Linked DNA regions of Mus musculus: region 2 is linked to region 1. A link is a loop called in an ENCODE intact Hi-C map of the cell type or tissue named here. Cell type or tissue: left cerebral cortex. All regions are shown on one strand. Each heading gives the region's core, and the rest is flanking DNA. Links, peaks and the distances in the headings are about the cores only.

What was found. Hi-C counts contacts between places; a loop is a spot of excess contacts. Peaks named below come from ENCODE experiments on the same cell type or tissue, not always from the same donor. Only the 100,000 strongest peaks of a DNase experiment are listed, where the experiment ranks them.
Region 2: a loop joins it to region 1, with 2.2 times the contacts of the local background. A loop is called at or near these places in 16 of 42 quality-filtered maps.

Annotation. Positions count from the first base shown.
Region 1 is chr15:100,467,505-100,470,414 of GRCm38, reverse strand. It overlaps Letmd1 (LETM1 domain containing 1), which reads right to left and starts at 1,404. Exons shown (of 9, transcript NM_134093.3): 1 at 1,170-1,404; 2 at 579-730. The coding sequence starts at 1,291. 5330439K02Rik (a long non-coding RNA gene) reads left to right here and starts at 2,048. Exons shown (of 3, transcript XR_001781773.2): 1 at 2,048-2,114. In left cerebral cortex, for the core only: CTCF peaks have their summits at 1,449 and 1,651 (motif pointing left); a DNase peak (open chromatin) is centred at 1,365; H3K4me3 peaks cover 2,313 bases; H3K27ac peaks cover 1,243 bases.
Region 2 is chr15:100,262,107-100,265,016 of GRCm38, reverse strand. No RefSeq gene overlaps it. Among named protein-coding and RNA genes, the nearest start is that of Tmprss12, 17 kb to the left of the region's middle. In left cerebral cortex, for the core only: a CTCF peak has its summit at 1,614 (motif pointing left); a DNase peak (open chromatin) is centred at 1,557.

The DNA.
Region 1 (2,910 bases), core at 250-2,749:
AGTCACAAATGGGATTTGAATCCGGCATTTTGGTTCCAGGGCTGTCATGTGACATTATAGGTATCATCTCAACATAGCTAGCGGACCTCCACTTTGAGTGGAAGCATTCAGAAACCAAGTGTCTACAGTTCTATTTCCACTACAAGTTATCTAAGCTGGCCACGTGATAAACACGCCCCACGAAGCAGCGAGTTACTACCTGGCTGGGGAGCTCTCAGGGTTAATCGACCATGACGCCCTGGTGTTAAGGAGTTTAAAACAAAGCATTTAATCTGGTTTCCTTATGATAACAATCCCTGGGTCTGGTCTGCACTGAGCAGGACAAGGAATTTCTAAGGAAATGAGAATATATTTACATCTTCTGCTCTCTCTCGAGTGATGTCAGGATTTGTCTACCATAACATCCATCTGGATATTTAAGAGGTGGCAGTGACAATTTGTAAGAATTCATGCTCAAACCCTGACGGAAGAGAAGACATCCCAACTCACAGCGCAGCAGCGGACCCGGCACATTGCAATCTCACTGACTGTGACTAACGCAGAAGAGCAGATTCGGGCTTCTCAATGTTAGCGTTTACCTTTCATGAAGGTTGTGTATAAGGCATAGAAGCGGGGGAAATGACGCCCCAAGAAACGATGGTACGATCCGTTAATCGCTCTTGTCTTGGTCACCACGTAAGAAATCAAGTTCTTCACGTCCGCCTTCGGAGAAAGGTGAAGCTTTGAAGACCTACAACGAAGACCAAAGAGACTATCTGCGAAGGAGTAGAAGCCATTCGGTACGTAGGACCCCTCGGTAAACATACGGTTTCTGAGAGCGATTGCCAGAACTCTTCTGAAAACCCAAGCTCAGGGTTAGGGTTGGTATGAGAGGGGCAGATCATGCAGAAAGGTGTGAGCGTGGAGCGTGCGCAAAGCCTGCGGGGCCAGGAGAATGCAAGCTGAAGCCATGGAGAGATGGGAAGGGGAAGCTGAAAGATGAGCTCAGGATGTGCGGGGACAATCGGGTGGACACGGAGTACGGAGAGGGACAGGGACGGGCGTTCGGTGGGAATCCTGCATGGAAAAGCAAAACCCAGGGCCCAAGGCAGGGGATCCCGAGAGGCGGAGGCTGAGCCGCTGGAAGGGCTTCTACATCAAAAATGCTCTTCTTTCTCCAGGGCCCTCACCGAGGGGCTCGCCACGCAGGGCCAGAGCGGCCCAGCTGCAGCCTCCGGGTGACAAAGGGTCCAGGGGCGACAGTCGAACCCCACAGAGCAGCCCGAGCCCAGCACACCCTGGACAGCGCCATCTTCACAGCAGGGGAGGGAGCGCGGAGAGAGGTCGTCTCCGGGTCAGAGTGCGCCCCGCAGCACGCACGCGCCGCCCCTCCACGCCGACAGGCGGCTGCGAGCCGCCCCGCGCCCCCCGGGCGAGCCCGGGCGGGGACCCGGATTGGACGCGGCGACGCTTCCGCGCGCAGGACCGGAAGCGAGCCTCCCCGAGGGAGCGAGCGCCGGCCCAGCCTGAGGTCGCTATCGTGAGCCGAGGACGGCGTCTCCTTGAGGAACCCAGTGCCCTCGTCGGTCCCTGGGGGCTCGGGGCCGCGGGCGCTGCCCTTGACCTCTGTGGGAGCCCGGGGTCGTGGCCCCGATGGCGGCGGCGCGGGGTGGCGCTGCGCCCTCTAGTGGCGGCGGCCGGCAGGGCTCCGCCCTCCATCAATCTGGCGGCAGGTGTAGAACCCCTTTCCAACCCTCGCTTTCTGGTCCTCACGCGCCCTTGTCACGGAGTAGGTGCGCGGTGGATATTTTTTGGAGAAATGACTACTTGAAACTCGGAAGGGTTTCTAGGCGTCCAGCTGTCCGCGAGAGTCGACGGCCCTCTTGTGTCCATAGGCATTTTAACGGACGTGAAGCACGCTGAAGCCATGCGTCTGCAGTCAGGTTTAGTGTGGGGGACCTTGGACAGGTCACTTCGGTGAACTTCATGTGGGTTGTACCTGTGTTGCAGAATTCTGTGAAGATCGAAGGATGAAATGTTTGCATGTTTGCAAAAGCTCCCACGTCTGTAGAACATCTCCGTGTTTGGAGGGCTGGTGGTTTGAACAGTTGCAAAGCTGTTCTCTGCAAGAGGAGGTAGGTAGGTAGGATAGAAAATGACCAAAAGATGGGTTCTCTCGGTTCTCAGGTAGCTTCTAAGTCCCTCAACTACGGTGTCTCCGGCTCGCTAATAGAACTCCCAGGAGACACGAGCGCAGTCACAGACGGTTTTCTAACAGAAATGGAAAGGCACTGCCTGGGAGAACAAACTAAAGGGAGGGCATTTTGTGTAGTCCAGGGTGTGGGGGGGGGGGCGGGGGGGGGGAGGTCGTCCTGGGTAAAGTGCTGAGTAAGCTTAAGGACCTGAGTTCAATCCCTGACTCTAACGCCAAAAGCTGGGCACGGTGGTCTGTGCCTATGACCGCCTCCCCACCCCACCCCCAACACACCCACGTCCTGGCCTCTGTGCAGGGGAACCCGGAGCTTCTTTAGAGCTGAGACCCAGGCAGGAGGAGCCCTGGCACTTGCTAGCCAGCCAGTCTAGCCAAGTTAGCAAGTTACAGGGTTAGAGGGGACCCTGTCCAAAAAAAAAAAAAAAAGATATGTGCATATCCAACACCAGGCATGCGCAAACATGTACACAAACTACAAAAAGAAAAAATGTGATACGGATTCTACGGATTCATTTCCTCACATAGCTGCTGAGTATTTCTTCTTCCATTCCCCTTCCACTGACATACAGGTAACGAGTGTGTGTGCACACAAGCTCAGTCTCTGTCTGTCTCTCTCTGTCCAGCCCACAGTGCGTACATTTATAATCCCAGCACTGCAGTGGGGAAGGTGAGAGGTAGAAATAGGAAAATGTCCAGAATCTCGGAGGCCAGCTTGTCTG
Region 2 (2,910 bases), core at 174-2,673, 210 kb after region 1:
GAAGCCATGGCTCACAGGTCAGCTTGTGCTCTGCTAGAGAAAAATTGTATCCCCGTACATACTATTTAGTGCATTCCCATGCACACTATTTAAATCTTACCTTTATTTTCAAAATTTAATATTTAAATGGCAAAGAATTTAATAAATGCTTTATAGTATCTTAAAGGGATCTACTTTTTGGCTTATAGATTGATCCTAAAACAGCTATCTTATTAGGAAAGGGAAAAACAGGTTTTCTACACAGAACGCTGCAGAAACATATTAATTCGTGTGACGAGCTGGCAGGTAAGTTGACTCAGTGTCCTGATTGTAATGACTAAAAAACTAAATTAAATTCATGTTTTAGATCCATCCTTGCTTGTCATTTTTCCAGTTTAGACTAGCTTCTAGCCTTTTAACTTTATGGCAATAGTTCATCAGAGACTGTGCATACTGACTTGGTAAAATTAGTCATTTAATAGAGTCATAATGATTTTCTCTTTTCTTCAGTGTGACCAGTCATTCTAACTCAATCTTAGACTGGTCTAATATTCAGTCCAATGTTAGAGACTCCTATATTCTAAATTACCTAGCAAAGTTAATTCAGAGCACATCCCCCAAGGTCACCAAAGGCTCATCTTGCCTTTACCTTATTTGTTCTAAATATTTTGCAACCAATATTAAAGGTCAGTCTGCAGTGGATCGCCACTGGCATCTAGTTACTTCTAATTGTTATGCATTGGTAAAATGAAAGGACCCACTGACTAGCGAATAGAAGGGTCCAGATCCGGTTCTAATCTGGGGAAGGGGCTCGGTTTGTGTTTTTTCACGAGATAAAGATAGAGCGCGGTGGCTGCCAGAGAGATTAATTCGTCAGATGAACACAGATTCTGACTCTTCTTATAAGTATCACCTTGAGGACTAAAATTCCTCTTTTGCTTACTATTCAGCTGGAAACTAAAGCTCCCAGGAAAGCTGTTTTCCTGCTACTCTCTGAGCCAGTTCCCCGACAGGAGGCCAGAGACTAGCCTTAGCTTTACAATTTGCAACTGAATAAAGTACCTGAGCTTCCCCAAAAGCAGCTTTGTGATGTTACTCTTCACTCTCTAAGATTTTTGTCTTTCAAGCAGGTTTCAGGCTGGGGAAGGGGAGACTACAAGTGTGTTTTTCAAACATGAACTTGCTGTTGAGCCCAGGCTGGCCTGGGACTCATGCCTTAGCCCCAGGACTGGAATTACACCATCTCTATGAATATATGTAGTGAACATACACACATTGCATAGGCACACTAAACTCAAGTAGCTGCCTCCCTGTGGGGAAGAAATCCTAAGAAAGGGTCTGTGGGGCCTCCTGTATGCATTCTCCTCTTCGTGTCACCTGTCCTGGGTAGTACACACTTTTCCTGCTTTATGACATTTTCATATGTTCTTGTGCATACATGCATGACACGATGCACATGTAAGAGTCAGAGAACTTCTGGGAGTTCATTTCATCCTTCCACTGTGTGACCATACTTGCGATGTCAGGCCTGGCACAAGTGCCTTTACCGGCTGAGCCACCCCATGGTCTGTATTATCTTCTACATACTAGTGTTTAGGTTTGTAGAGTGTGATTTTAAAGGAGAGTTGCCACCTAGTGGACACACTTAAATAGAACCTTTAAAAATCTTACCTACTAGGTTTTTAAACTATTTTCAGACAAGGACCAGAACCTTTCTGCTTTTTTTTTTTTTCTCAAAAGCCTTTCTAGCTCCAAACCATTGGTGAGAAGACACATTTGGAATGACCAAGAACACCCATTTTGGGTTTGACCCAACCTAGAATTTAACATCACTTTTGTTATTTACTGTGTAGCTTCAGGGAGAGTATCATGTTTTTCTGTATCTACATGAATTTGTATTCACACCTTTATCAAACATGAGGAATCCTTTTAATTTTTAAAAAAGATTTTATTATATGTGAGTACACTGTAGCTATACTTACAGAAGTAAGAGGGCATTGGATCTCACTACAGATGGCTGTGAGCCACCATGTGGCTGCTGGGAACTGAACTCAGGACCTCTGGAAGAGCAGTCAGTGTTCTTAACCACTGAGCCATCTCTCCAGCCCCATGAAGAATTTTCTTGATGGAGCTATAAAAGAAGTGCCTCACTGGAGTTTACTAAAGGTATGTACCAGGGTGAAGGTAGGATTGCTCTGTTTTTTAAAATAAATTTAATACTGTCTGTGGATGTGTGTGAATGCAGGTGCATGCCAGATGGCTGTGGTCAGAGGACAACTTTTGGGAGTCAGCCTTTTCCTTCAGCTCTGGAGATGCAATTCATGGGGTTAATGGTTTACTGAATGGTTAAACTCATTTGAGATGTGTGGCCTCAAGTAACAGGCTCAAACTCTTTTTCAGATAGGGTTTCTTCTCTATGTAGCCCTGGCTATCCTAGAATGTGCTTTGTAGACCAGCCTGGCCTTGAACTCAGAGATCTACCTTGCTCTTCCTCCTGGGTGCTGACATTAAAGGTGTAAGTCATCTTGCTAGAGAGATGGCTCAGCTGTTACGAGCACTGGCTGCTCTTCCAGAGGACCCAGATCAACTTCCAGCACCCACACGGCAGCTCACAACTTGTCTGTAACTCTGGTCCCAGAGGATTCTGACATCCTCAGACAGACAGATGCACAGGCGAAACACCAATGCACATACAATTAAAAAGTGTGTGTCGCCACACCCAGCCTGGTCTTAAATTCTTGGTCCTCCTGTTTCAGGCTCTTGGTCTCAACTGAGATCCCAGGTGTGCACCACACGCTACAGTGGGTTAACCACTGCTTCAATCCCAGCTTTTATGCCCTGGACTCTTTAGCCTGGTGGACAGAGTGCCTTGCATGTGCGTTAGAGTGAGACCAAGTCTTACTTTATAGCGTATTACTTGTTTAGATCTGC